Regions from separate parts of the Mus musculus genome. Here regions 1, 3 and 4 are each linked to region 2. Evidence: chromatin loops called from intact Hi-C (ENCODE). Cell type or tissue: left cerebral cortex. All regions are shown on one strand.

Evidence for each region. Peaks named below come from ENCODE experiments on the same cell type or tissue, not always from the same donor. Only the 100,000 strongest peaks of a DNase experiment are listed, where the experiment ranks them.
Region 1: it touches region 2 in a loop (4-fold over the local background); 7 of 42 quality-filtered maps call a loop at or near these places.
Region 3: it touches region 2 in a loop (2.0-fold over the local background); 2 of 42 quality-filtered maps call a loop at or near these places.
Region 4: a loop joins it to region 2, with 3.0 times the contacts of the local background. A loop is called at or near these places in 2 of 42 quality-filtered maps.

The regions. Positions count from the first base shown.
Region 1 is chr6:77,567,868-77,575,867 of GRCm38, reverse strand. All of the region lies in intron 8 of Ctnna2 (catenin (cadherin associated protein), alpha 2), which reads left to right. Among named protein-coding and RNA genes, the nearest start is that of Gm38837, 33 kb to the left of the region's middle. In left cerebral cortex, a CTCF peak has its summit at 3,045 (motif pointing right); DNase peaks (open chromatin) are centred at 1,210 and 3,047.
Region 2 is chr6:77,253,248-77,261,247 of GRCm38, reverse strand. The region is part of intron 8 of Ctnna2 (catenin (cadherin associated protein), alpha 2); the gene reads left to right. It also overlaps a transcript of Lrrtm1 not described here. Among named protein-coding and RNA genes, the nearest start is that of Lrrtm1, 15 kb to the right of the region's middle. In left cerebral cortex, a CTCF peak has its summit at 3,340; DNase peaks (open chromatin) are centred at 3,327, 3,697 and 7,609; H3K27ac peaks cover 313 bases.
Region 3 is chr6:77,454,735-77,462,734 of GRCm38, reverse strand. The region is part of intron 8 of Ctnna2 (catenin (cadherin associated protein), alpha 2); the gene reads left to right. Among named protein-coding and RNA genes, the nearest start is that of 6330415B21Rik, 76 kb to the right of the region's middle. In left cerebral cortex, no CTCF peak of the experiment used is centred here; a DNase peak (open chromatin) is centred at 4,605; H3K27ac peaks cover 507 bases.
Region 4 is chr6:76,692,842-76,700,841 of GRCm38, reverse strand. It overlaps Gm38836 (a long non-coding RNA gene), which reads left to right. Exons shown (of 3, transcript XR_869184.1): 2 at 2,783-2,932; 3 at 5,353-5,390. Among named protein-coding and RNA genes, the nearest start is that of Gm38836, 15 kb to the left of the region's middle. In left cerebral cortex, no CTCF peak of the experiment used is centred here; DNase peaks (open chromatin) are centred at 3,106 and 3,480; H3K27ac peaks cover 598 bases.

The DNA of each region.
Region 1 (8,000 bases), 310 kb before region 2:
ACAATACTTGTCACCCACTTAGATATACATACCAAATAATACTATTTCATGTATATATATCAGAAGATTTACAATGTAGAACACTTGAAAACATGTGTGTGTGTAATTGATACCTGACAGAAAGTTTTGTCATTTGACATTGTTCGAGAATGAGTCAAAATGTACAAAGAGTGATCTCTTCACATTTATGCACATAAATTATGACTACAACCAGAGGCACAAAAATTATCATATGTACTTTTTACTTAAGGACAAAGCATCTCTTTTGAAAATGAGCCTGAGACTTCTACAGCAAGATTGCTACAGCTTTAAATGACATTTACCAAGTTTTTTAAAAGTGCTGTCTTGGACACCTTAGGGCACAATGTGTAATAATGTAGTTACTACAGAATGTTTGATTCATGGCCAAAGAGTGTTCAGAATCCAGAGATCAGATAAATTAGATTTTAATTGGTTTTCAAAGATTAATTGAATAAATAGATAAGGTAGACTTGATCAGAAATACATTAGTGTAATACAAACTGTTGGCTTTCTGTGACTCCTGCCTTAAGATCAGACAACTGCCCCTGGCAGACAGCGTCCTGGAGCAGTGCAGGAGGATTGCCATTAACAGGCAGGATGAACTGTGATATCTACTGTGGTCATACAACCTGGGCCATGGAAGAGCAGAGATGCATCTTGTATTCTCTTCCATAACTGTTTGCAAAGAGAGTCAAGTCTTGCTAAACCGATAGAATGCATGCATACTGAATACGTTACTGTTTCATTGGTGATTATTTTTAAACAAAAATCTGAAAGGCTGCCATACAGGTGATAATAGCTAAATGTGTTGAACACCTGATTAAACAAACAAGGATAGTTGAAGTTGCTTGCAGTATCTTTTTGTAATGTCTTATGCTAGAACTCTCTAAGCTTGTCATTTTCAAACTTTCCCTTTCCTTTATTTACCTAATCTGTTTACAGAATAGATGTGTTTAAGAAATTACTCTGTTCTTTCACTCTCTTCATTCTTTCTTTTCTCCCTCTCTCTTCCAGTCTTCCATACTAGGTCTCATTGCATAGCCCAGACTGGTCGTTAGTTCACTGTGCACATGGAGCAGGTATCAAACTGCAACAGTTCTCCGTCCTCTGCTCCATGAGTGCTGAGATAAAAGGTGGGAGCCACCATTCTCAGCCTCCTGATTCTTCTTGTAATGTGGTTATAAAATGCACGTATGGAGCTCATGTGCTAATTTTAGTAGCTCGGTTTCCAGCACCAGGCATAGTGTCCCTCTTGCTGAGTGGGCCTGATTTTTAATTATACAATAGTCTGAAGAGAGAGACTTTTCTTTGGGAATGTGGCTGCTGGGAGGTTGGTTATACCCCTGTGGATGAGCCTACATCCATTTGCACATGGCCAGGAGTAATTGAACTCAGTGAGAAATCAATAATAATAGCAATTTTAATTGCTATTATGATATGAAGTCAGGAGGAAGGCAGAGTTTGATGGATTCTGGGGGGTATTGGAGACAAGCAGTAAGAAATAGGTTTTAACAAAATCATTGCATACATGAATGAAATTTTCAAATAATAAGAAACCATTAAAGAAAGAGAACTCTTCCATTTCAAAGGAGCGTTTGTCCAGGAAATAAATGTGAATGCATTTGATATGTATTAGTGTATATTCCTCTTATAGCATACATTTACATTGGAGTTTTTTTTTATCCCACAGGAATGAGCTCTATACAGAGAGAATAAAGCCACAGTATGTCATTATAGACTATGCACCAAGGCATAGAGCCATAGTCCTGTGCTTCTCTGTTTCTGGACAATGAGGTGACTACCAAGTCACCTTGCACAGCTGCTGCAGGTCTCAGCACTGTCTCTGCGAATGACTTTTAGAGCCAAATTTTTTGCTACTATTGAAATTTTAACACAAGCTTCACTAACCTTTCTCAGTGTCACTAACCTTTTTGGGTTTTCCATAAAGCCTGTGTTTAAAAGTTATTCTTTCATGTGACTATCCTTGTATCACTATTTCTTTCAACTGTGAGCTGAACTTCAACTAGTTATAATATCTGCTAATCCTATACTGCTCTATTAATGAAGTTTTTGTTTGCTTAATTTCCAGTAATAAAGGTTTTATGTAGGACCTTGTTCATGCTTGACACACAATCTACTCCTCAGCCCCATCTCCAGCCTTCTTACCACTTCTTATTTTCATATAATGTCTCACTATATCGCCCACAGTGGCTTTGAACTCACTCTAGTTCACAAAGGCCCTGACTTTGGATTTCTCTTGGCACAGCATCCTAAGTTACTGAGTAAAGGGCTGTCCTACCACTTTTAGCCTGATTGATAAAACCAGGATGTTCAATCCCAGCACTTGGGAGGCAGAGGAAGGCGGATTTCTGAGTTCGAGGCCAGCCTGGTCTACAAAGTGAGTTCCAGGACAGCCAGGGCTACACAGAGAAACCCTGTCAAAAACAAACAAACAAACAAAAACAGGATGTTCACTCTGCATGTGCAGAGTGGTTTACTAAAATCTGACACGTTATCCAGGGACACCTACACGGCTGCTTCATGGGCAACGGGATGTCTGTAATGATGTCACTTCACTAGTAAGAGTCACATGAGGTAAACTGGCATACAGGTCTTGAATACTGGGGGATGTCTACTGCTAAACCCCACAGCAGACAGAGAAAACTGCCTTGTAAAACAAGCTGTAGACATTCTTGGCTCCCATGGTACAGTTTCTCAAATTAGAATTTTGTAGTAAAATGGTAGCATTGAGCATCACACCATTTATTTAGAGCCAAGCTCTGGGCAGAAGGTTTTTATATCGATCCTCTCATGTAACCATCACTCATCCAGAAGATAAAGGACAGTTACTAACGAACTCTCAGAGTTGAAGACCATGAGCATTAGAGAAGGCCATTGCCTCATCTAGTGTTGTGAAGCCAGCAAACACCTGCAGCAGACACTGGGGCTATGACAACTCCCTCTGACTGACACACAGAAATAGAAATCCCCAAACTAGGAAGGCAGTCTTTTGCCTCAGCTCCAGTAGATGGCAGAGTGATCCAGTAACCTGCACCACAGCCTTCAGGTCCAGTGCCTTGCCAGTTCCCGTCTTCTCCTCTCAGTTTTAAGACTCCCCTAAAAGGTTGTTCTCAAGTTCTCACAAGACCCTGAAAGGAACCCGGAGGGGGACCATTCAAACACTCATAGTACTGATAAGTGCAAAAATATAGGATTCATCACTAAACCATCAGGGTTTGACCCGGGAAGACAGATACCCTGAGAGTGGGAGTGAGATGACTAAGGAGGGCGTTGTGACAGTAACATACCTCCTATTAAACATTAGGGACCGCTTACCTAAGGCACTGCATCACGGAGGTGGTTGTCACATCTCCAGCAAAAGGGGGAGGCAGAATGAATTGGGAGTCCTCTCAGTCTGGCTAAGAGTCTTAATTGTTTTCTACTTTTGATTCCTCATGTAGCAAAATTGGGTGGAATGTGCTTTGAAAAGAATCTACCAGGACTGTTGAACTTGATACAGGAAGAACAACACAGTCTGGAAAAGGGAATAAGGTTTCATTGTGTCCTAGCCTCAGAGAAGTCCTTGAGAATGAACACATAGGTCACAAGACAGCTAGCCATTCAGAAGAGAAAGTTAAGAACAATGTGACTTCTCCTGCACACACAGCTGAGCAGAACAATCCATCCGGCCTGCAATTCAGTTACTAATAAGGGACACTTAAATGACTGTGATCTAGAGAGGCAGCAGTTTCTTTGTATCACACATAAAGAAACGCCCAGAGGCAAACATGGTCCTTCAGAGATGCTAGGGTACTGTCAGTATCCCAGGTTGCTTCCATCTGGCAGCTCTGACATCATGTCTATTCTGTGTTCTGTTTTGTTGTGCACCCCAAGTCCAGGTAGGAAAAGCTGGAACAAAGTCTCCGCACCTGCTGGTAAGGTTTCCTTCTGACATCATCTGGGGTTTCCTTACCTCATTGGCAGTTCTTGTGTGTAGAAAAGCACTAGTGTTTTGTGTTTCTTTTAATCTATACACACTACTTCCCCAAACAATGTAAGTTCTGAATAAATAAAGATGGTCCTGAAATTTGATGTATTTGAGGGTACCAGTGGCCTCTGCTACAGGTCTGCCAAGATTCTAAAATGGTTTCCAAAAGTCAAAGCGAGAAAATACTGCTATGGTTTACCTAATTAGCATACAGTATGCTGAAAGATAGTTGATAAGCTGTGTTACATAAATAGTATTGGTTATGATATAATCCATGTGAATGGTTGAGATTTTTGAGAGCAGATTTTCCCATTAATTAAATGCCAGGACTAATTTGTGATAAAATAAAATTCTGTAGCCTGAAATTGCTTGAAATAGAAGCCAATGAGACAGGAAATCAGCAAATAGCTATAACTGGTTTTCACATTTTAACTGGTATTTATAGGTTATATACAATAATGAGTTTTATTATGACATTTTTTATGTATTTTGGTCATTCCACTCCATACCTCTTTTGCCCTCCTGAATTCTTTCAGATCACCTTTCTCCTTCCAACCAGCACCCATCCATTACCAGCTCCTTACTTATTCTATTGTCTATATCCATCCATTACCAGCTCCTTACTTATTCTATTGTCGACCCACTGAGTTTCACTATAGTTGTAGACAAGAGCAGGGGTTTGAGAGGCAGGATTTACAGCAGCAGAGATATCCAACGAGTGGCTACACATTGAAGAAAATGGCTTCCTTCCCTCAGCAAGGAGAAACTGCACTTGAGTCCTCAAGGAAGATATGGCCTCACAAGCCCATAACTACATTCTGTGATGGTGTGTTAATGGGTCTACTCTTTGTGTGCCTTGGGATGATTTTCATAGACGCTGAGAGTTCTTATATAACAGCCATGTTCTGCCCATTAAGAAAATGGTCCATGACACCCTAGTTCCTGCTTTGGCTGATCTCTTCTTCTGTGATGTCTCAATAAAGGCAGATTTTGATTGATCACAGGAAAATACTTACTGACGTTCTCTCAGGTACTGGGCACTGTGCAGGGAGTTCAGGAGAAACAGGAACGAAAAACATATACCGTATAGTCTAATCATTAATTCAAAAACTTCTTAAAATCATGAAAATCAAAACATCTTATTTCATTTAATTAACAAAAATAATGAAGAGAATGCATACTTTACTCAATAAAATTATGTGAGGACATGATGTTAAGATGACAACTAAAACATTCTGAGAAAGCTTGGAGCTTTGTAGAGTTTTGTAGTGTCTACTCATTTACACATTCAATAAGCTATCAAATGGTTAGGTATACTGCTAAGACACTCTGGAGAGTTTATGGTATTACTGACCTGTGGCTCAGTGCCACTGATTGAGTTAATTCAATGCATTTATTCTTAAATTATTTGACTATTTCTCCATATGTATGAGAGTTTTGCCTATGAATATGTATAAGCATCATGCATGCATATATGCGGTGCCTTCAGAAGCCAAGGAAGGAGTTGAATCCACTAGATGTGGAATTACAAATGTTTGTAAGCTGCTACATGGATGCTAGGAATAAAACCTGTGTCATCTGGAAGAGGGTCTTCATCACTGAGCATCTCTCCAGCCTCTCAGAACCATAGACTTGGTGCCAAGAAATCTAAGTTTGGAAATTGGTTATAGCAGAGGGAAAAGCAAGTACATGCAAGTGTGTTGGAAACACACAAGCTACTGAAGCACACGAAGGACATTATCGGGGTGGAGAAGCATTCATCGTAAGTAACTGTCATGTTTAATAAGTAGAGAAGGAGAGAATGCTTTCCAATCAGAATGCAGACCTGTCCTGTACACTTCATTAAGTCTGGTAAACACTCACTAATGAGCATTCCTGAGCATATTCTTCATTTCAGCTCATGTGTTGGAATTCTCTTGCAGACACAGGCTTTGCCAGTCTTAGAAGGGCAAAGACCAATTGGAGTCACTTTATATTTCTAACTTTCCTCAAAAAGAAGTTTATTGGTTTGTTTAATTATTTGTATCTTTAAAATAATAGTACTCCACATAAGAACACATTAAAATTAACTGCATATTTTCTCATCTTCCAAACACAGCTGTTTTTTTAACATTTCCTGGAAATGTTTCTATTATTTTTCTATATAAACGTTTTATTTTATTATTCATTTTTGTCTAGAAGTAGATAACTTAGCTATCCATTTGAAAGCAGTAAAGCACTAGATTGTTTTTGGATTGCTTATTAAATTACATTCATTTACTTCTTTGAGTAACAATTTTATACTGCATAGGGTACTGAATCTTGCAGGTGTATTGCCAAGTCATACATCAGCTTATCTTCTTTGGTCTGAGAGAAATTAGTATATGTAGCCAACATATATTTGAGTACTCACTATTTCCCTATAATGGAGCAATGGGTACTAATGATCATGACAATTTGCCCAAGGAGACTCACTAGGGATACATAGAGGTTACTAGGCTATAGTTACTTTATTGCTACAGAGATTCACACAGAATGTTATAGGAGTAACTAAATTGTATCTAGGGAGCTAGGAGTGAAGCCATGATGAGAATACTTAACAGAAACAACACAAGGAAGGGAAGAAGGGTGGAAGGGTCTATTTTGACTCATAGTTTCAGAGGGTGTGTTTCCATAGTGGCTGGAAAGGCAGAGAGGAATGGTTCAGTCTTGGTGGTGAGATCAGACAGAGGGCTTCTTCATGTATGGCACCCAGTAAACAGAAGAGAGCTGGCTTTTTACCAGAGCTAAGTAAAACCTTCAAAGGCCTGCCCCTAGTTAGAAACCTCCCTCAACCACCTCCTCTAACTCCTGTGGTTCTACAACCTTCAAATGAGTGGCAAGTTCCTAGTGAGGAGAGAACAAATTCAGAAGAGGCTATTCTGTCCTTCCCTTTGGCTCAGGTTACTAAAACATTGGAGTGACAAATTCAATATTTTCCCAAGCATTCCAGGATGAAGGAAAGGATAAGCAAGAGTCTTAGTGCTGGCCAGAGGATAAACATACCTTCTAAGAAGAGATTTCACACAATTCTGACCCCTAATCAGACTACAACTGGGTACTGATGGCTGAATGATGGGTAGGGCAGCAGCTTGATCATGGATGCTTAGTTATTCATAACTCTTATCCCCTACTTAAATCTAAACCTCATGTTGATACCAAATATGTATTTTGGGTGTGATGACCAACTTGTTCTTCTTTTCAGTAGAATGGAATCCAGTACATTCACATTGAATTAATCTTTCTCTTCTCTTCACTTTTTAGTTTCTGTATTGGGAACTAATACCCTGTTGGGGCTCCAGAACTCAGGAGTTCACACATTTACATTTAGAGCTCTAGTTCTTATGCTGTATGTGGAGACTAATGTTCAGACTTTGAACCTTGTTCGTTTCAGACTCAAACTGCAACTAGAGACTAGGTGATATTTAGGATCATTTTTACTATGAATTTAAAGGCAATGGACATTCACAGGAAGTAAAATCACTAGGCATGACCAGGAACCTCTGCATCTCTCCAGTGGAATGTTGCCCTTGCAGATGATGGAAATTAGGGCTAGAGGAATTAATATTCACAATCACATAAGCAACAAGAGCCAAAAATAAGAGGTAGAATCAGGTGTCTTGACTCTACCTTGCCAAAGTGGAATATTGATGTGGATAAAGTCTACATTAAGCCTTTACTCTCCATTTCATATTTAACACCAAGCAAGGTAAATGATCAACACTTCACAGTGCTAGAAATATTCTGAGCCCCTTTGGCCCACGGTATTAGCACTGAGAGAGAAGAACTAAGAGTGTGTTGCTTTGAAGTGAACACTTAGTCTGTTATTTTCACTGATAATAGAAGTTACTTTTTAAATGGAATTTTCCTTCAATACCACATATCAAAACATATATCTAAATAGTATAAAGATGAATGCCTACTATATTCCAATATCAATTACTGGGAAACTTCAATTAGACAGAACCCCACA
Region 2 (8,000 bases):
TGTATGATTCTATCCACATGAAATGTTTAGAAAGGGAAAAGCAAGGAAGTAGAAGATGATAAAATTGCAAGGGAATGAAAACCATACAAATCGAGAGTGACTTTTATTTTCCATTCTCATCCCTCCTTGTGAAACAGCGATTCTGATCACCACATGTCCATTCAGAACCCACAAAATAGGACTATGTTTTCAGGCCACTTAACTTCCACATGCCCACTCATTGTGTCTCCATGATCTCCCAAAGTGAAGCAGAATTAATGTTGCAAGCTATGTTTGGACATAAGATGACTTTTTAAGTGGGTGCCTGAGATCAACATCTTTAGGATATCTCATAAATACCTCATGGTGGCCCGTGTTTGCCACTTCCAAAATCCCTAGGTTGCCACAACAGCATCTCTTGATTTCAGAAGACCTTCTCCAAATTGCTTGTTCTAGGTACTGCAGCAACACCTTCCAGTAGTTTCTTCTTTTTTTCCCTGTGGGAAACCTCAGGGCTCCTGTTTTCATTCTGAGGTTGAATGCAGGAAGAGGATATGAGAGTGATTAGTTGTTTTCTCTGCAGCAGCATGAATTACAGACATGGGATATATTTGAGAAAGGGAGCAAACTTAGCTTCCAGATTGTCCTGCTGATTAAGTATCTACTTATGAAAAATCAAGTCATCACGCACTGTTGTGCACCTTGCTGGTACTCTTGGCTGGGGCTTCCCATTCTTTTGCCTGTCTTCATGTCATTGTCCATTGTGAACTTTTTGTTTGAGAAACACTCCCTTTTCATTTTACATGTCACATCACACTTACTTCTGCACACCTTCTTTCTCAACCCTCTTCAACCTCCCACCCATTTGATGAGCTTAGAAAATCTTCTGCCTTTATTGTCTCTAGGATAACTCTATATATAAAGTATTGCCTGGAGAAGATAATGGATTCTTTCCCACCTTTGGTTTCCATTACATGTGTGAATGATGTACCTGTCCCATTGTTCTCTAAACCTTTGAAAGCAAGGTCATGCTTTCTCAATTTGTAGCACCTAGTGTGACTAGAGACCAACTGAAATGAATTGATGAAGATGACTTGTCCACTGACTGTGAGTATATAATGTGACATAAAATATATCAACATGATGGGCTGGAAAGGTGGCTAAGCAGTGCAGAGGACTGGTTGTTCTTAACTGCTACTGTTAACCTCAGGGTCTTCCAGAGGACCCTCGCTTGATCCACATAGTAACTCACAGCCATCTATAATTCTAGGCACAAAGGTTATAATACCTTCTTCTATTCTCTATGGGCATAAAGTGTACACGTAGTATATAGACATATACACACAGGCAAAATACCAATATACATGTTTTTAATTGAACACACACACAGGGAGGGGCTGGCTCAGTCAGTAAAGTACTTGGCAGAAAAGCATTTATACACAAATTTGATCTTCCTGAACTGCCAGCATGATTTTGTATTTCTGGAATCCCAGAACTGGGGAAATAAAGACAGTAGGGTTACAAGGGTTTGCTGGCCAACAAGTTTATCTGAGTCAGGTTGAGTAAAAGATCCTGTCTCATAACTAAGAAAGAAAGCATCAGAGGAAGACAACTGCTTATTTGTATTGACTTTGATGTGTATATGCACATACACATACCTGCACACATATACATGGATACATGCACACAGTATATGTGTTTATATTGTGCATATATATTTATACATAATACATGAGTAAATTACTATTAACCTGTAGAGAACATGGAAAGATGTTCTGGGGCCCTCTAAACTAGTAAACATGGGTGCTAAGGACAGTAACTGTTCTAACACCTTCTCCTGGTGAGAGACAGGTCCACAAGTAAACACGAACCTTGGGAAAGCCTTTAGAATTGAATGAATGTTGGGTCATCATGAAAATTCGAATGAATATAAAATAGAAGAGATTATGTAAAAGATGTAAACATAGGGAAAGTAGTAGAAATAACAGGCACCTGTTGGTTGTTTTAAAACTACTGAACTGACCCATAATAGGTTCACAGGCATCCACCAAACTTTAAACCAACATAATTATAAACAAAACATTTAATTCTATCTAGCGAGGCCCAGAGGTCCATATACTAAGTAGCATTCTGTTATAAGTAACTTTGTAAAGGACATTTACTATATATAATTAAAACAAGTCTATGCTCAGGTTTAGTAACAGATGTGAGAATGGTGTCAAGAATTTTGGTGAGGATACATGATACTAATTGAATGCTAGTGTGTTTTCAGAACGTGCAAAATGCCATAATTTTAACCCTACTTTAAAAACAGAAAGAGTGAACCATTCAGAACCAACAGATTTGGGTGTTGTTCATCCCATTCCACACAACTTGTGTACAGATCTCTAGAGCTTTTGTGTTTCAAAGTCCAGTCATCTTTCATTCCTTATGGGTCTGAAGGCCAATGGTCATGCAAACATGACAAAGAAAGCAGCACAAATGTTATCCCATGGTGTGTTTAACTTGCCCTTCCTGTGAAGCATGAATAGAATCTGTATGAGCCAGCTTCGAGTTCAGTGCACTGTAACACTATTGTATTTACTTAGTGGACACTGCATTTGAGGGCATAGGTACATGGGCCTAGGAAACTACTTTCTTAGTTAAGCAGCATCTCAAGGTCTGATCCAGATACTGGAATCCTCTCCTCGCTGTTGTTCCTATTTAGGCAAGAAAGAAAGAAAGAAAGAAAGAAAGAAAGAAAGAAAGAAAGAAAGAAAGAAAGAAAGAAGGAAGGAAGGAAGGAAGGAAGGAAGGAAGGAAGGAAGGAAGAAAAAAGCCCTCACAACCTGGTTTTCTTCCTTTGTTGAATGTCCCAAGGAAGGAACACTTACCCAAAGGTGAGAGAAACAGCAATCCACCCCCTCCTCATGACAGGAAAGCTCATGGTGATCACAACAAATCTACATCTGCTTTTAGAAAATTGCTTTGGAAAGTCATGTTGATCACAGTAACATTTTTTTGAGAAGCCACCGTTTTACAAAGGTGAAAAGAAGTTGGGAGCAAAAGAAAAAAAAAAATCACTTGTCATTTTTATTAACATTCTTTAATATTTAGCACAATTGTATTTTGTGAAGCCAGCTGTTAGAGGAAGCAGTGAACTACAGAGAAGATACCAGAATTTCTCTGTGGATAGTTCCTTTAGTCTCATTTTACAAACAGAAACTGGTGGTAACAGCTTTGCTTCCAAAATCTGCCAGTCGATAAAAGATTAAGGTAAAAACCAAAGTCTCCAAAGCCTCACCACACATAAACTAAGATAGCACAGCCTCGGGACTGGACCCGATTCCTCTGCCTGTTTCCAGAACTTGCTGTTATACAGTCTGCACAGACGGTGGAGTGCTTGGACAAGGAAGAAAGGGGAGGAAGCTTGGCAGAGCACCAGCTTGGAGAGTCTTTTTTTCTTTCTTTTTCTTTTTCTTTTTCTTTTTCTTTTCTTTTCTTTTCTTTTCTTTTCTTTTCTTTTCTCTTCTTTTCTCTTTCTTCCTTTTCTCCTTTCTTTTTCTTAATTTTTTTTTCCTTCAAAGAGCTCATTTGAGTAGAAAAATCAAAACAAAAGCACTCCTTCTGACTCTCTTATCTCTTTTCATCGCAGTTCCCGTGGGTTAGCAGTTCTGCATAAACATGTGGGCAGCTTGCTTTGGTATGTGTGGCTGGCTTTTGCTGGAGATCAGAACTGCTTGGCTATGGAGTCCAGAAATACAGTCACACAAGCTGGCAGATACAATACCACCATGGCTGTCAGCACTTGGAGGTTCACAAAAGCAACACATGCACTTCTGATGGCAAGACGTGGTTACCACTGAGCCAAAGGAGATTTTGTTCCCACCTTCCTCCAGAAGTCTCTAAGCTCACAGGAGATGAAGCAGGTATACGCTGCTTGAGGAGAGGAGTGCAGAGGATGGATGGATATGGAATCTGTTGAAAGAACCACTATATTAGACAATAATAATAATAATAATAATAATAATAAGAAGAAGAAGAAGAAGAAGAAGAAGAAGAAGAAGAAGAAGAAGAAGAAGCATGCACTGTAGGCTAGGCACAGAGTATCTGCTATGGTAAGTCCTGATGTGAGGTCTATGCAAGTTTCTAAGTATTGTGCTTGACTCTAGTGACAGACAGTTCTCTCTCCATCCATTTCTCTGCTAATTACTTTACATAACTCCTTCCTGTCCCTCTCTTCACTCTTTCTTGTGGTGATCTAGTGCTCTCTATTACTCCTCAAGTCTCTTTTTAGTTTCCACATCAGGACACCAACTGCCTCTTGTGCCAATTGGGCTTACCCTCATTCAGTTTTTATATACATGTCATGCACCTGCATTGCCAAAGGGACCCAAGAGAAGATTCATGTTGATTGAGCATTTGTTGCAGGCCAGCCTTTTAACAGAGCCAGTGCCAATACTTTCAGATAATTATCCTGAAGCAATAGCTGAGTGGTGGTGGTGAACACTTTTAATCCTAGCACTTGGGAGGCAAAAGCAGGTGGATCTCTGGGTTTGAGACTGGTCTAGTCTACAGAGTCTGTTTCAGGACAGCCAGGGCTACACAGAGAAACTCTGTCCCCTGTCAAAAGAAAAATACTGAAGCAGCTGCTTAGGTGGAACTTAGTAGCTTGGGTGAACTGAGCCTTCTCCTTTCTCTCCAGTGACCGCACAGTAAGGTGCAGGATCGGTGAACAGAAGGAATGTAAGACATGCCTGTGGCCCTCAGATGTCACATGGGGAGGTGGAACCACATTACTTCTGACAGCACTACCCTAAGACTCCAGACTTCCTCAACAACATTATCGCTCTCGATTGTAACTACATTATTGTGAAACAGACTGACAGGGGATTATATAATGAATTTCAAGGACAAGAAGACTGAGGTCCAAAACCTAAGCCAGCAACTCGAGGCAGGACCAAAGCCATCCATTAATTCTGTGTTCAACATTTCTTTAATTCATTCTGAAGGCTCTAGACATAAGCCGTGGGAAATGTTGAGTCCAGGCGAGCCTGATAAGACCATGTGTCCTCCTGGTTATAGCAACTCTCCACGTAATTTCTAAATCTCACTTTTTGTCATCAGAACCCATGGACCCCTTTGTTCTTCTCAAAACCTTGGTTGCTGACCTACCATGATGCTTATCCTTCCTGCGGTAATCCCCTCACCATGTCAATCACTGTAGGCAGTGTTCTCAGTGTGCTCAGACATTCCCCTCCTCATTATCACCATCTCCCGCTGAGAAAGACTGTTGACATTTTCCCTCAGTTCTCTGTTTCCCTGAAATTTTAATATCACATGTATATTGTATATCTGTTGATGTGCTATATGCATGGCTGTACCTTATACATAAAATAGAGGAAATTTTTGGTCAACCCACTTAAAAAAGGTGTTTGCACACTTGATGCAATTTTTCATGAGTTGGTAAAGCATAGCAGGGTTCATAACTATGAACTGATTTAAGGGGAAAAGAAAGAAAATATTTGAGACTCGTGATAGAATGAAGCAGGAGGGAAGAGGAAGGGAGGCAGAAAATAAGCAGCAGCAGCAACAAAAAGTCAACAAAGACTCAAAACATTGAACATCAAAGCTGTCCTCAATTCTCAAATGGTTAGTGTTTCCTCTGATAATATAGATTGTCTGTGTTGCTAATATTAATGTGTATACCTGTAGAAGAAAAATTATCTTAGTGTTCTCTTCCTCTGAACAAGGCACAATATAGGGCATGGCTTGAGACAGCTTCAGCCTTCAACATGTAGATGGAACATAAAAAGTTTCCTTTCATCATACATATTCATCTTTGTGAGAGTGACTAGATCTCTCAGGGTATTGGAACCTGCCCTTTGCAGAACTCTGGTGCATTCTCCTCTTTGCCAGCCAGAAAGTCATAGCATAAGAGAACGGGCTGGAAGTTGCCCTTTTCTCCCCTTCTGCGTTTACACTCTACACTTGGCTACTAAATCAGAGCTAGAAACAAAACCAGAATTCGCCACCAGCTCAGAAAGAAAGGATATCACAAGGAAAGCCATCTAGTCCAAGGTCTAAGAAAGAATTGGTGATGCTGTCCAGAGAACCTGCTTTGTAATACTCAACCTGCTTTTGAGAAGAAAGGCGTCTTCTCAGCTATGCTCTCCATCCTTCATTGCACTTGCTTGTTACAATCAAATTGGGATTTTTTTGCACACAAAGAAAAAACTTCTTAAATACACAGTTGTTGTCTAAAGATGGATATTTCTACTCAGTATCCTGGGGGGGGGGGGGTCCTGGGATAATTTGATATCACCATTATTAAGTAAAGCTGTAGGAGTTAGATGGTGAACTCTAGTTACTGATCTTTGTGGCAACTAGCAGTGGGTAACAGACAACTCACAATGGAGATAAATTTTGTTTTCTCAGTGAAAACTTTCATAAGCCGTGCTTCTGGGAGAAGTCACTAGGCTACAGTTCATGTAAAAGTGGGGAGAACAGTACTGAACCCATATGTGTGTGCATAATCCCATGCAATCTCGTGAATACTGTTGACATGTTGACATTTTCTATGGTGGACTATGCCTTTCAGTCCTGCCTGAGCATATTGGTAAAGGCAAGACAATTCTCAGACATTGGACTTGAGCTATCTTTTTTTTTTTTCTCCTTCTACCAGGGGCTTAGAATTTATGTCCTAAGGCTTGGAAGCAGGCTCCTTTACCCTCTCGCCAGTCCCCACCAGCTTTTACCTAATTTTCAGGCTGAGCCTGCTGAAAAGTATTCAGAACAAAAATAGATCCAGATTCATGGCAGAACTTAAATGAGAAAATATGCAGGACTGAACAGTTTGCTATCAACCACTAACATGTATATTTATGTGTATGTGATGTGTATATGTATCACTCCCAAGGGAGGGACCATCTTTTATAAATGAATCAGGAAAATATGGAGGCATCTTCATCTCACTCCCATGGTAAGTCTAGTTGAACTATGCCTCCAGGTTCCCTGGCTTTGTGCCTCACTTTCATAGGTGCAAACATTTCCATGTTAAATGGTTCTTTTTTCACTCCAACAAATATGTGCTTAATCTCTTGGAAAGAAACTACTGCTACCTGATTGAATGGGCTGAGCAACAGAACTAGAAGGGTAAAAGTTTGAGTTGTCTGTTATCTAAAAGCATTCTAACTAAAATGCCACACATCCCTTCATCCTCTGAGTGATGTTTGGTCTTTTTTGTTTATTTATGATTTTTGAAAGAGGATAAAAATGGGGCAGGGGAATCAGTATGATAAGCTCAGATAAAAATGACACTGGCAGTTAGAAAAAAAGAGTGAGTTCCAAGGAGGGACCATTCTTGTTAGAGTAAACAATTTAAAAGGGAAACTAACAAACAAACAAAACAAAGCAAAAGCAAAAACCAAATGTCCGTTGCTGGAAATAGAGATTTCTCTGAAAATGCCATCAAGATGGAACAGAGACACAAAATCACAGGCCACGTGGTTCTGCAGCTGAGGGACAAATGACAGGAATGCCTGGGCCAGCTGAAGACAGATTGTGGTATTGTTCCATTAATTGTGTGTAACTTGGCTTTTCTAGACCTTTCTGTGACAGACTAATCCAGCTTCCAAATGCTGCTGAGTCTTCTCCCTTTTGTTCGAGGCCGCCCACAGTATCTCTGCGCTGGAAATCCTGCCCCACACAGTTTCATATGTAGCATTTTTAATTGAAGATAGTCATGCTGGTGGGAAATGTTTAAAAAATACATGGTTTTCAAAGATGATGCTGGCTTAAGAAGGAAAAAGACGCATCTTCATATGAGCTCTGGTTTAAGCTCATAAACAATTGTTGAAGATGATAGACCTGGGTTGGTAAATGAAATGATCAAGGCATAATCACCTGGCCAGATATATGCCACCCTATCTATTTGGGTGCATGGGTTTTGAATATGAGACAAACTTCTCTAAGTTACCCCTGTCTCTCCTCATCCCCCTGTCAAGATTCTTATTCAAGCTGCCAGAATCTCTGAGTAGAAT
Region 3 (8,000 bases), 200 kb before region 2:
GTACTAGAAGAGACTTTCCCAAACTGAGGAACCTGACCACTGATGATCCCTGGTCTTCCAGTGCTGTGGGTAGGGTATGATGCAGGCAGGAACAATGACTATTAGGTGACAGGAATGATGTTTTGGGAAACTTTGTTTCCAGGTGGCAAATCTGAACATCTCAGTTATTAGCTGCCATCTGAATTGGAATGGGGGTGGGGAAAGTAATGGTAGAGTTCAGGAGAGCTATTTTTTCATAGTGTCTTTACTTTATTAATGATTCACGAGCATGCCTTTGGTTACATTTGACAATATCTGGAAAGTTAAATTTTCTTTCCAGGAGAAACTTTTCTGTATTAAGAGATCATATCTATCTTAGGCTTTCAATTTAGAACTACTCCAGCTAATCCATGCTAATGGTTATGTGCTACAGATGGAGGATTTGTAGACCAAATGCTAATTTTCATTGTACTGCCATTATTATTATTATTATTATTATTATTATTATTATTATTACTAAAGTTGCTAAATGAAGCTTGTATTATGTAATTTGAAAAACAGTAACAATTGAAATTGAAAGGATCCAACTTCCTTTTGTCTGGAAGATTTCCCATAGCTAGAACAGAGAAAACCTCAGGCTGGGAGTATAGTTTATGGCTTTCAAGATTTCTACTAATACCTGAGACCTGTCACCCATTCATTACTGGCATTTTTTTTTTTTGTCACTCCTGGTGGAGAACCACCTTTGCAAAGGTTTGAGTCCAGGGCAGATGTGTTCTCCCATACATTTCTGTGCAGATTATTTCAAGAGAATTGAGTATATCTCCCAGTAGTCTCCAAACTTGAATTTTTTTATTTCTTACCTTAGAAATCTAAGCTAGAGAATTCCAGGTGTAAATTTAAGATCTGTGCAAGACAAGCTTAATAGAAAAACTGTGTCTGCATTGTTGTGGCTAAACTCTCAAATGGTAATTGTTTAAATAAGTACAACAGTTAATGTTCAACTGTCAAGAGGCTGGACGGATAGATTATGGGTGGCTTCAAACCTACAGAGGACCAGAATCCTGAACCTCAGCAGACCTTCCGCCGTGTGAAATGAGATCTCTGCTCTGCTGAGAGCTTTCCTGCTGACCCTGTAGCTGACTAGATGAAGAAAAGGCATGAGAAAGGCATGCACATCCCTTCAAAGGAAGCCTTGACGTTGGACAAGTCATTTGCCTGCATTCCATTGCCAGAAGCTTAGCTGAGTAGGATGTTAAACTGTATCAATGCTTGACAAAATGGCCTTTATTTCAGGTGAACTTATTACCAACAAGGATCGGCAAAGAAACAATAATGTTAGGGTTCCACTGGCCATCTTATCAAGGAGCAAGTGTCTGTGAAGTATCTTAGAATGGGGCATTTACATCAATTTCATCTCCTCCCCCATGGCTTGGGGAACATTACAGAAGAAGGAGCAGAAGAAATGTAAGATCAGGAAAATGGAAGGTGTGCTGGGAAATTTTGTCTTCTGAACATGACAGAACTGTTGTATACAAATCTCACAGCATCTGTGGTTCCCTGTGAAGACTTACATAATATCAAGCAATCTAAATTCCAGCATGGTTGATGGAAGGATGCTTCGGCTCCAACCCTAGGTGATAAGATATTGGCAAGTGTTAGCTGCTAAAGGTTGCAAAGGCTCTTTTCTTTGGGGTGGTGACTCCTGGTAGGCTGCCAATACCCCAGTGGGTGCCACACATCTATGCACACATAGGCACATAATTGAACCAGTGGGTTTTACTTTCTTTACTGTCTTAGTCAGGGTTTCTATTCCTGCACAAACATCATGACCAAGAAGCAAGTTGGGGAGGAAAGGGTTTATTCAGCTTACACTTCCACATTGCTGTTCATCACCAAGGAAGTCAGGACTGGAACTCAAGTAAATCAGGAAGCAGGAGCTGATGCAGAATCCATGGATGGATGTTCTTTACTGGCTTGCTTCCCCTGGCTTGCGCAGCCTGCTCTCTTATAGAATCTAAGACTACCAGCCCAGAGATGGTCCCACCCAAAAGGGATCCTTCCCCCATTGATCACTAATTGAGAAAAATGCCCCACAGCTGGATCTCATGGAGGTACTTCCCCAGCTGAAGCTCCTTTCTCTGTGATAACTCCAGCCTGTGTCAAATTGACACTGAAAACCAGCCAGTGCATTTACTTTCTTTCCTTTTTTTTTTTCTTTTAAGAAGGAAAGATATGAAGTTGGGATGTGGATCTACTGTTGACATTAGGGTCTGCGAAGTTAAGGGAGATTTTGGGGGTGGATCTGTTCACAATACATTGCATACCTGTATAATATTTTAAGAGATTAAAAATTAGTTTTAAATATAAATCTATGGAATTATGAATGCCTTCAAATGGTGTCTATTGAAGAAAACTGAAACATGTCTGTTTTTTAAGGTTACCCTATTCAAATCAGTGCCAATATACCCAATTACTTCTCTAGTACGTACAGTAAACACAATCAGCTTGTTGGAAAACATGCTCATAATTGTCAATGAATCAGAAACGTAATGTTACTGGGAATGATTAATGATTTCTTCCCTTAATAATGAAGATGGTTTGGGATATTAAATGTTAGCTTACAGAGAAAATCTCTGAGGTTCTAGAGTGGTCTTTCATTGTCTTGTTGACATTAACAATGATATCCTTTTTCCTTCCACTTTGCTTCTCAGCTAGGAGCATACAGTGCTCCAATTTCCTTTGGTCCAGAGCCCACAAGTAGCCTCTGTAGTATGTGTTAAGGACTTGGGAAGAATTGAGGGACAATTGTGAAGAAATGAGAGAGCCCCACTTGTCTTTTGTTTCTGGGTCATTGACTATTCTCTGGCATCTCTCCATGAACAGACAAAGAGGGGAGACTAAGATTTGGAGCTTTCTGTCAAGTCTCAAGAAAATAATATTTTAACAAGATTATTGTGTATTTGTCTTGTGTGTTTTATGTTGTCTACAGTCTTTTTATGCCTTGAGCTTCAAAAGGATCACTCTACAGAAAGAGTAGGTGTCCTCTTGGCTTTAAAGGGAGAAGAACACAACTGGAATGAACATAACCATTTGTACTGAAAAGGAAGAATACCTAGCTAGGCAATATAAACAAAACAGCATAAACGTTCCCACATAGATATTTATTAGTATTTTTAATTGGTAAGTCCAGCGAGTGATCTCTTATTGGCAACTGTTTGATGCTAGCATGTGTAAGTGTTTCCTTACCCTTTTTAACATCTGCTTTATAGATTCTCTTTAGAACTGTTGTAGAATGCGTGATCTTCTTGCCATTCTTTAAAATGAGTTATTGCAAGAGAGGATTGGAGCACTGCATTTTATCAAAGGTAGCCAGGGTGGCTTTCCTCATACTTTCTGAATACTGGTTACTAAATCCACCATACAGAAAGTAAAACTAAAGGCTAGAAGCCTAGAAGCCAGTTCAAGATTATGCTAAAGGTGGTGAGGGGGCCAAAGGGCAATGCCTTAAGGTTTTGAGCCAGGACTTTCCACCGAATAATACAGCTCTACTGTTTCGATCTTTTCAGTTATCTTTTGAGTGGTTCAGAAACACTTAAGATTATTTCTGTTCTGCAGGAGTTCTGTACACTCAGCAAGCCTTTTTTACTCTCAGGCTTAAGAACAATTTTACCTTTGAACTACACCATAACTTCCACCAAGCTGCTCTGTGAGGGAACTGAATTCTTGGGAACTGTTTGGGGAGATGTTATTTTAAGTACCATAGAAACTCAGACTATTATAACTGGGGTAGAGGGCTTTCAACTCAACTCCATCTGGGCACAAGTAAAACCCAACTACAGAGGTGCACAGACCACCCATTACAACACAAGGCCCAGCTCTTGGGTTCTCTCCATGCTTATCAAGACAGTTCTCCATGAATATATTAGGGGAAACTTTCTGATGAAGAAATGTATTTCAAGCAACTTTTCAAGCTTTCAAGTATTCATAATGCCTACAAAGGATATGTAGTTAGCATTTCTGCAGCCTTTTAGTGGGCAATTGTCTTTTTTGTTTACTGTTAGTATTTTACTCTCTATTATCATGATAAGGGTATATTTAAAGTATGTTCGAAGCATCTTCAAAACACAGGATCTATGCTGTTCTGAGGTCCACCCTTGTACTTAAAAATGTCATCTTATCAGCTCAGCACATTTGAATAGAAGCAGGATTCTATTGCTTGTTGGCTGATACTCTCTTTTCTGTCACATGGAAGATATCCTCCTTACCAACACCAACTTCTTCTATCCTGAATTCAGTGAGACTCTTTTACAGAGCAGATGTTTATCTCACCTAGAACATAAGGGAAAGCAAGTGCTCTTAACATCCTGGCACAAAAAACAATTTCTAGACTCAAATCTTTATCTATGAATAAGAGTACGGGCTCCTCATTTTTCAAGGTTTGGACTCTCAAAATTTATGTCAATGTCATCTTAGTCCTCCTACATACCTTGATTCCTTGCTAAATGCCAAGTTCACAAGCATTTTCTGGAGTCTCCCAGCATGTCAAGGAATATTTTAGTTGCTTGGTTACCAACAAGCTGTTAGGATGGTGGGTCTGGATCACTGGCTCATAACGGTTCTGAAAGAATCTGAGCCATTTCTACCCATCACATCTGAGCCTATCTTTAAATAAACTTCCTAGAATCAAGATGATCATGGCACCCACACAAGTTGCATCTCTTTTTGTATCCATGGCAACACACTTGCTCTCTCGCCCACCCCACCCTGCTTTCAATCATTACCAAACTACTGACTTAATAACCTGACAAACTTACATGGTAGGGATTTCTTTCCTCAAGGCCAAAAATCTTGATTAATTCAGTGTGGCCCTGCTTAGCATTTAGGAAAAAGTAATTTCTCTTATGTGTTTTCAGCGTCAGTCATCACTTTTTAAAACCTCAATCAATCAATTCATTGATCACTTAGGGGAAGGAAAGAGTTAAGCTGCTTTTATATTGAGTGGATAAATGCTACTTTCTCCTGTAGTCTAGGATCCTCAACCTTGGCCAGCACACATGGAGATAGAGCAGGAAAAAGTCACAACCAGGGACTATGTTAACATGTTCCACTTCAGGTGCTGGAGAGATGGCTCAGTAATTAAGAGCTCTTGCTCTTGCAGAGGTCCTGGGTCTAATTACCAGCCCCCACATGTCAACTCAAAACTGTTTACAACTGCAGTTTCTGGGAATCTGTTGCCCTCTTCTGACCCCTGCAGGCACTGCATGAACATAGAAAACTTTTATGAGATACAGGGATGATACATGGATGATGGATGATGGATGATACATGGGTCAAGATCTGTAAACACGTGCACTAGGCTCCACATTCTAAAATCATGCAGACCTGAAGATAACCCTGGAAATACTGGTGGAAGTGACAAAGGACCTAGTAGCAACTCTGTCCCCTTTTGACATCCCACCCTGGTGCTAAGAGATGATGTTACATCCCAGAGCAGAAACAGTTTTCATTCTTGCTGTTCTGCTGCAGAGAGCAATGCCATTCAGAGGCATGTGTTCTTTCTTTCTTTCTTTCTTTCTTTGTTTCTTTCTTTCTCTCTCTCTCTCTCTCTCTCTCTCTTTCTCTCTTTCTCTCTTTCTCTCTTTCTCTCTTTCTCTCTTTCTCTCTTTCTCTCTTTCTCTCTCTCTCTCTCTCTTTCTCTCTTTCTCTCTCTCTCTCTCTTTCTCTCTCTTTCTCTCTCTTTCTCTCTTTCTCTCTTTCTCTCTTTCTTTCTCTCTTTCTTTCTTTCTTTCTTTCTTTCTTTCTTTCTTTTATTGGATATTTTATTTATTTACATTTCAAGTGTTATCCCCTTTCCCAATTCTACCCCAGAAACCCTGTATCCCATCACCCCTCCTTCTGGTTCTATGAGGGTGTACCCCCTTTCACCCATTCCCGCCTCCCTGCCCTCAAATTCCCCTACACTGGGGCATCAACCCTTCACAGGAGAAAAGCCCTCTTCTCCCATTGATGCCAGACAAGACCATCCTCTGCTACATATGTGGTTGGAGCCATGGGTCCCTCCATGTGTACTCCTTGGTTGGTGGTTTAGATCCTGGGAGCTCTGTTTGTTTGGTTGATATTGTTGTTCCTCCTAAGGGGTTGTAAACTACTTCAGTTCCTTCAGTTCTTTCTCTAACTCCTCCATTGGGGACCTCATGATCAGTTCAATGGTTGGCTGTGAGCATCATCTCTGTATTTATATGTCAGGCTCTGGCAGAGGCTCTCAGGAGACAGCTGTATCAGGCTCCTGCCAGCATACACTTCTTTGCATCCACACTGATGTCTGCATGTGGTGACTGAGTCAGTGCCCTGAGCAGACCTCGGGTGCTAGTTCCACACCTAATCCCACAACACCCAGGGGAAGCTTGACTCCTAAGGGCATATGTGTCTTGCCATGCTCATGCCTGCTTCTCTCACTCAGATCTTATCATCGTAATCCTATGTCCACACTGTGAGAAAAGATGCATTCCTTTTTGCTTATTCTTACTTTTTAATCCTCCACAGTAGAGATTTTGAATGTTCTGTCTCATTTCCCTCTCTGTGACTCAGAATGTATTTTGTTTGCCTAATGGTATGATAGGTAAATAATTACTTCATGTGGTATATATGGTGGCGTGTTACCTAATTCTTCAGTTTATTTAAAAGTCTCTTATTCCCATTGAGTGTTCAGAAGTGTTGAGTACTTACTTCTCACAACTGAGTAACTCTGATCTTCTAACCTTTGATTGAAGGAAGCTAATTTGTGTGAAGTTATGAGTTCTAACCTCACAGAACAAGTCGTTCAAAGATGTAGAGAGTTGTACCTTTACATCTTCTGGGGACAATTCTAAATGGCTGTCCTAGCTGAGAACACCCCTCAAGCCTCGCTTTTCCTCTCACAGCTCAGTCTCTTCTATTTGTCCCCTCATCTCTTCCCACCTAATAGAAAGAACATGAGATCTTTTCCAGCAGAACTCCATCTAAGCATCTGTTTCCCAGGTAACCAACCCTAAGTCATGGCATATCTATTAGTTAACACTTTAAATTATCTATTAGAGAGTATTTAATGGCATAGAAAAATGGTTATGTTAATGAGTTAGATACAAAAATAAGGAGCAAAATCATGCATGCATTCTGTTCCTGATTATGTAAGAATATTCATGATAAGGGAGAATACGAGCACAAAAGAATAGATACATCCACGCATATGTGTTCCTCTTCAGAAGGAATTACTCCTAAAATAGAACTGCCTCCTCTAGAATTTTGTTTCAATTTTTTTGTAAATATTCTACAATGAGCATATGATTGTTGATTTGAAAACCCAATTAAGCTATTTAAGAGTAAAATTAGATAATATTATTAATCAAATTCTCAGAAAAAAGAACACAAAACTATTATTCAAGTTAATGTATACAATTACAATCTACTTAACTCATTCTTAAGAGAACAAAGCAAAAACTTCAACTTCACCACGTAGTTCTCTGCTCCATGTCCCTGATCATCCTTATCTTTGCTTGAGGCCTTAGAAGTTATCACCTCCCTTTGTGTGCAGCAGTATTTCGTTACTTTTAAATTCACCTATACTCTTAACCTTCAGATTTTTAATTATGCTCATTATTTTACACTGAGTGTTCTATAGCTCATATCTTCATGATTGAACTACACCTTGCATTTGGTATATATTTATTGGGCTTTACTAAATGGATGAATAAAGTAAGGTTGAGGGTAGAAGTTGAAAGGATCAAGAATTTAACCAGGTGAGCTGGGGAGATGGCTCATGGGTAAAGCAAGGACCTGTGCAAGCATGAGTTACTGAGTTTGATCCCAGATCTACATAAGAGTTAAATGTTACAGCACAATTATCTGAAATCCCTGCAATCCTACAAGGATATGGGAGGCAGAAGTTCTGTTGAGCTGATAGTGTTAATGCTCATTGGAGCATTATATTTGGATAAGAACACTGGGCACCTGAACTAAAAAAGCAAATTCTTCCCCTCCAC
Region 4 (8,000 bases), 560 kb after region 2:
CTTCAAAAGGATTCATCCTAAATTTTTTTCCAGCTGGTCTTTCATATGCTAAGCCTACAGCTCTGCTACACAAGGTCTAATCTTCAGTTTTGAGACACTGTTGCCTTTGTTTGTTATTACATTTGAGGTGTTGGATGAAACTCAGAGGCCTTGCATGTTAGGCAAGTCCTCTACCACTGAGCTACATCTCCAGCCTGTCAGTTAGGATGGTGCAGAACACATTGCTGAACACATCACTTTCTCATGTTCTTGTTTCAAAACACTATAAATTGCAAGAAGAGAAGGTCTCATTTAGTCATGGAATTAAGAATGACGGCTAGAGATGAGCAGTGTGGGATCACAGGCCAAAAACAAGCAGTCACATTTTACTCCATATCACTCAGGGAATAAGAGCAAACAAAGAAAAGGGAAACTTTCAGAGTTGCCACCATGATGGCTAAGTGTTGTCATGTGGTATTCTTGGGTCGATAATCTTGGACTCTGTAGTCATATAGAGCTGAATATCACTACGTACTAAGCTGCATTTGGCAGTTCAAAAATTCCAAGGAAGGGAGAATCAGTTTTCTTTAAGTGGGTGATCTCCTGGTGGTCCTGCATTCAATGTCAGGCCCTGTACCAAGAGTATTTGGACAGCACAAATTGAACTCAATGGGATGCAAATGAATTAAGAACAAATGTAAAAGAAATTGAAGTTGAGAGGACTGGAAGTTGGGTGTATCTGGGAAGAGTTGAGGAGGGTATGAATATGTTCAAAATGTGTTGTATGATATTTTCAAGGAATTAATATGAGCATTATAAAATTAAAAATTAGAACCACTCATACTAACTACATTTTGCCAGCTGAAGATTCTAGTTCTACAGCATTGAATAAGGTAATTACTAATCTCAAAGTATTACTTGCTGAAGATTTGCCATTCTTAGGTGGTCTGGAATTTAAACTATCAAAACAAAACAAAACAAAAACCTAAAGGCCCCAAGAGTACTCTAACTATACATTGTACACTTGCGTTATTCCTGTTTATTGGTAGCAGACTCAATGAGGAGCTATTTGGGAAAATTGGGAGGACATTAAAATCATCGATTACAGTGACCGGTGACCATCTTTCAAGTGTCATTAAGCATCTTTGTATTCTCCTTTTAGATGCATCCAACCTTTTGACTTCAATATGACTTTGACATTGTTCATCTGGAGAACTCACCATCAAGAATCACACAATTGAGTTACCAAAAAAAAAAAAAAAATCAAAAAAGCACACAAGGTTTCTAGTAAATTTGTGATTCTGTGTAAAGCTGCATTCATAGCTACACTCAGCCTTGTGCAGCCCTGGGGCTGCTGGTTGGGCACCTCTGCTTGACAATTCTGTTAAATAACACTGATAAACTAATGCTACGGTTTGTGTTCATCTTAAGTTTTCAGCTTTCCAGATCAACAACTGACTCCTAATATTCTAGATCCAATATGAGCAACATCTAAGAATATCTAACTATGGCTAGAATTAGGTGCAGTGTGCTGATAACATTTATCCTGACTGCATATGACTTGTACGTTTTTTCAGTGGTGGGAAGAGGACAGGGAGGGTAGAGTGGTATAGAATGATGCAATCTGTTGCTGACTTCCAATATGGGCAGTACTTGTGCTCGGGCAAATCACCAAATGCACATTACCTGATATTCTCCTATGCACAGTAAAATACAATCCATCAGAATTAACAAGTCTTGAGGTTTATGATTATAATCTATGTGGGATTCCCATCCTTGCTCATATATCTAATTATCTTTCAGAATTATGTTTAGTTATGTAGTAGTTATTATGCAACTTCTATAATATTCAGACTCAGATATTTATAATTGATATTTTATTTTCCCCTAGGATATTAAATATTTAGTCTTTACTGTCAACATTATATAATATATTTACAATAATAATAATTGATTGCACTTGGCTAAATTCATTCAAAATTGTTTAAAGTGATTGTTCAATAGGATTCCACTGTCATTTTGGTTCAACCTAGGAAAGAAAAAAGTAAAATATTTATTAATATCCTAAGAATTCAGTAAGGCCATGAGATTAAAAAACACAAATTCCAATAATCGTCAGATACTGATATGTGGATCTACAGCCCCTTAATCTGTTTGACATCAGACAGGTTATTTTGAGAAGTAACAGCAGCCTGCCATGAGCACCCAGATTTCAGGGTTCAGGACCCACATAGTGAAAAGAAATACGCAGCACCCTCACATGTCCTCTGATCTCCACATGCATATGTCTCTGTGTTTTTCAAACAAACATAAACCACGTTTTAATAAAGAAACACCAACAATAGCAAATAATAGAAGACTTTAAAAAGGCAAAAGATTTAGCTCAGAGCTATACAAAAAAAAAAAAAAAATACCTGTAACCATGCACAAAAATACTTAAGTAATCCTTCATTATAGGTGAAAGTTAATAAAATAGGATAATATTTAAAGATTCCTAAAATCTAAGGTGTTTGAAGCATACTGTGTTGATGCGAGCATAGAAACTGAACAGTTTTGCTTTTTTTCCTGTGGCTACAAAAATATAAAACCATCATAGAAACACTTTGACAGTTAATTCCACTTTAAAGGACAAATTCTAAGGATGCACCTGCATAAAGGGGTACAGTTACGCATTTTAAAATTATTTGTAAAGGCACAGGATTAACAAATTCTAAGTCATAGGTTGGTAAATGGGTCATAGAGCATTCAGACAATACATTATTTTGCTATATAGTGAAATGAAAATCATCACGTGTTTTCACAGAACAGCCACAATGTTATATGGCTCATAGCAAAGTATATGTGAAAAGAGAACAGGTCCCGTGCACGATAACCTGCCAGAATATGGACTCAGCCGCACCGTAGTTGTGAGATCTGAAAGAAGCCTCCTAAGAAAAGGAAATTCCGTTCCTGGGTGAGCTGGGAATTTTTTTTCTTTCTTCTACTCTTTGCTATTATATTGTTTATATGTACTGCCTAACTACAATATGACTTACTATAAAATCTACAAGTTATGTGTGGATGGATGGATGACGTGGTTTGCTGGGTGCAGGTGCTTCCAGCCAAGCCTGATGATCTAAGTCAATTCCTGGAACTCGTGCAGGGAAGAAAGAAAAGAGAACCTACAGGTTGTACTCTCATCCCTGCACCCACATGGTGATATTATAGACACATGCACACAACCATACATACACAGAGAAATAGGAAAGGGGGGGCGGGGAGGGAAGGAGGAACAGAGTGAGACAGAGAGAAATAGAGAAAAAGACAAACAGGAAGACACATACATAAGATTATCTGGAAGTTCATAGGGTTGTATTTTATAGAAAGATGGCATCATGGGAAAGAAGCCATATTTGAAGTCTAAAGAAAGAAGGTAGCTAGTGAGGTAACCACAATCAGGAACAAAGCCAGAAGACTGCACACAAAGGAAGCTGGGAAGCTAAATCCAGGCACACCAACTGTCTGCCCCAGCATCAGCCAGTCTTATTTTAGGCAACATATATGACTGTCTCCAGGGTGTGATGCAGTCTGCCTTGGCAATTTGAAAATCATTGCTGTAATCTCCGAAAACCAAAGCACTAAAATCAATAGTGTTGACCGTATCTGATTAATCTACTTCCACTCACTGTCTACAAGCACAGCTGTGTTCGGACTAATTTTAGAGTCAGTTTTTTTTTTCATATAAAATACGCTATAGCACTTCAATATCTATGTAAATAAATGGAAGCTGTTCAGCTTGAATGAGAGGGTGGCAGAGTCTCCCCAGGGTATCTGTGTGAAGCTACATTTTCAAGCTTTCCTCTAAGCAGGCCACTCTCTATAGTCTTATTGGTGTGACTTGAATGTTTTGCTGTATGGAGGAGACAAAACAGAGTAAAAACAGATACAAGGTTTGGTGTGAGTAACATAAAGATTTTCTATTGATTAGTGAGAGATTCATGCTTCTGGGACTTTCATATGACAGTGGCCAAAAGTGACAATTCTCTAGTATTTTAGAGGGGTTTGGAAACTATTCTCATCTTGAGGTGTCTAACTCAATTGTGAAATCACTTAATGTGTGGCTTTAAGGTATGGAAGATATCTTTAAAGAAATCAAACTGTCCTATCTTTTGATGGTACTCCTGCCCAATGGGGCAGCTTGGTTTTTCTTTCTTATCAGCTCTGTGGATCCACTTGTTCCTCATCTTATGTACTCTGCATCTCAATATTGTGTAGATATCTCATTTAAATCTACAAATAATATCACTCATATGTTTATATATCAGCTATCTTCGCCTTCATATATGTCTGTGCATGTGCACACACACATGCATAATTTGTTATGTGTATGTATGCAGGAGAGAATAAGTAATTTTTTTTTCTCTGACCACGTTAAGGGTTCATGACTGGGACCTCCACAATAAAGGCCACATAGAAAAGTAATTTAAAGAGCTTTATATGGCTCAGAAAATTTCAAAATTGAAAAATGTGGATAAAAAGACATAGAAATACAGTCCCTTTTTGTCGCTCTCTCTCTGTCTGTCTCTGTCTCCTCAGTGCTGGGGCTGAAGGCATGGAGTTCCATGCCTGGATTTTTACATGAGTAGCAAAGATCTGAACCCAAGATCTCTGGGTTTACTGGTTGGTTTGTATTGTTGTTCTTCCTATGGGGCTGCAAACCCCTTCAGCTCCTTTGGTCCTTTCTCAATCTCCTCCATTAGGGACTTGGTATTCAATCAATGGTTGTTTGAGAGCATCCACCTCTGTATTTGTCAGGCACTGGCAGAGCCTCTTAAGAGAGAGCAGTATCAGACTCCTGTCAGCAAGCACTTGTAGGCATTCACAATAGTGTCTGGGTTTGGTGACTGATAGGATGGATCCCCAGGTGGGGCAGTCTCTGGATGGTCTTTCCTTCAGTCTCTGCTCCATATTTTATCTCTGTATCTCCTCCCATGGGTGATTTGTTCCCCCTTCTAAGAAAGACTGAGGTATCCACACTTTGGTGTTCCTTCTTCTTGAGTTTCATGTGGTCTGTGAATAGTATCTTGGATATTCTGAGCTTCTGGAATAGTATCCATGTATCAATGAGTGCATACCATGTGTGTTCTTTTGCAACTGGGTTACCTCCCTCAGGATGATATTTTCTAGTTCCATCAATTTGCCTAAGAATTGCCTATTTCGTGAATGCATTGTTTTTAAAAGCTTAGTAGTAGTATCCCATTGTGAAAATGTAGCACATTTTCTATATCCATTCCTCTGTTGAGGGACATCTGGGTTCTTTCCATCTTCTGGCTATTATAAATATGGTTATTATAATAAATAAAGTGGAACATTTGTCCTTATTACATGTTGCAGGATCTTCTGAGTATATGCCCAGGATTGATAGAAGCACCTAAGGATATGTTCAACATCCTTAGTCATCAGGGGAATGAAAATCAAAACAACCCTGAGATTACACCTTACATCAGTCAGAATGGCTAAGATCAACAACCCAATTGACAGAAGATGCTGGTGAAGATGTGGAGAAAGAGGAACACTTCTCCATTGCTGGTGGGATTGCAACTTAATTCAACCACTCCGGAAACCAGTTTGGCAGCTCATCAGAAAATTTATTGGTTATTTTATTATTTACATTTCAAATGTTATCTCCCGTCTCAGTTTTCCCTCTTCAATCCCCCTATCCCATCTTCCTGCCCCACTCTAACTCCTGCTACACCATCTTAATGTTCCCCTATACTGGGGCATCAAACCTCCATAGGACCAAGGGCCTCCCCTCCCATTTATGACAGAGAACACAATCCTCTGCGACATATGCAGCTGAAGCCAGGGGTGTACTCTTTATTTGGTGGTTTAGACCCTGGGAACTCTGGGGGAGTCTGGTTGGTTGACATTGTTGTTCTTCCTATGGGGTTTCAGACCCCTTCAACTCCTCCAGTCTTTCTCCTAACTCCTCTGTTGTGATCCCTATGCTCAGTCCGATGTTTGGCTGTGAGCATCCACATCTACATCTGTATTGGTTAGGCTCTGGCAGAGCCTCTCGGGGGACAGCTATACCAGGCTCCTGTCAGCAAGCTCTTCTTGGCATCAGCTGTAATGTCTAGGTTTGATGTCCACAGATGGGATGAATCCCTAGGTGGGACAGTCTCTGCATGGCCTTTCCTTTAACCCTGTATTTTTGAGAGAATCATCTGGATTATGTTTAGAGAGCAAAGAGCTTGGGCACATTACACAGTGTTAGAAACTTGAAAAGTTTTAATTTGTGGGGATTCTTCTTGGCTTCCTCGTCTCATCTTTATACAGATAGCACAGAACAACTGTGGCACAAGTCTTCAGTGGATTGGAGGGAGATATTGAAAGTACATGAACAACTCAAGGAAGAGAAGGTTTATACTGGCTCAGGTGATAGATAGAAGGCATGGGGCCACAAGCATGTGGCAGAGCTTGGGGAGTCTAATGCTCAAATGCCTACTTCACTGAGGCAGTTACTCGCACCCCCCCCCCAAATGTATAAAGCAATGTAAAGCTCCTTGTATAAGACAATACTAGATGGAAACTAAGTAGTCTTATGACATATGAGCCTGTGAAACACATTTTACTCCAACCATAAACATGACAACCGTCTTCTGCAGTGTTTAATTTTCTACAGGTTAAATTATTTACAATAGGCAAAGAATCATAGTCTCTGTATGATGTTCAGATCCAAAATGTGGCAAATAGCAAGTAAAACATATTATGCTATACTATATTATATACAAAAGAGATGTTATTTATATAAATTGTATATGTATCTTAATGCACATAGAGGAACAACTTCATGCTTCTTAAACTGTATAATCACAGTTATGCTTATATACAACACTCACTGAATTTCTGTGTTACATGTTCATCATTGAAAACATCATGATTAGTTCTTGGGCTGCAGGAGCCTAGGAAATCTGACACTTTGCTCAAACTCTTCACCATAAGCCAGCCTCAAAATGGGGAGTGTGTGGATGCTTACTTGGTGTTTATATGAATATTAACATTAATCAATGGATGCAAAGAGCCTGGTAGAATGATTACTTCATAAGATGTTAGAAATTGCAGCATCCTCTCCATCAACCTCTCTTTTCCTCTTTATTGATCAATGAAGTTTGCTCTTAATCAGAGCAGCAAAAATACTTTGTTTTCTACAGAAATATATGCATCTGTATCTTAGCATTTTGCTTATGCATACAAGGAAAAAATATATTAAAATAATTTAAAATATATTAATATATAAATATATAGTCATAGTAATACAAATTTAACTTATATATAAATTAATACATAATTTATATATAAATTAATACATGAATACATTAATTTATAAATGTTACAATATTATATAAATTAATGTATATATTGTATAAAATAAATATATACAGTAACTTAGTTACTTGCATTTTAGTTTACCAGTTGATCTCTTACAGTACTAATTTCAGTGAATAATGTTGTTCACATTATTTAAATAACGCATGATGTTCATACTCTCACACTTAACGCATCTCATTGAATGGACACACAAGAAAACACACATCCAAATACATTTTCAAATGTCACAGCTTACAATATGAGTTAGATACAACACACAGCTAAGCATGCATAATTACTTTCCAATTAGAAAATATTCTGGGTCTGTCATGATCGCTCATTGGGAGGAGGCATTTGCTCCAGTGAGTTGACTTTGATGGGACACATATGGGACAGATTTGATGGGAAAAGGAGAAAAGGGACTGCCACTAGTTGTCCCCAGATATCCCCACAGGAGTCCTGTGCCATGTGTGTACACTCACAATAAACAAACAAACAAACGTGTAATTAAAAGTTAGAAACCATTCTCAAACCAGGAACTATATAGGTATCTCTTACATAATACAGGATGTTGAGGATGGCCCTGGAGCTAATTATATTTGATATTAATTCCGTTCTCCTGTGAGAGGCTGAGGACAAGGAATGAGTCAGCACTCATGTGATTTCCTGTA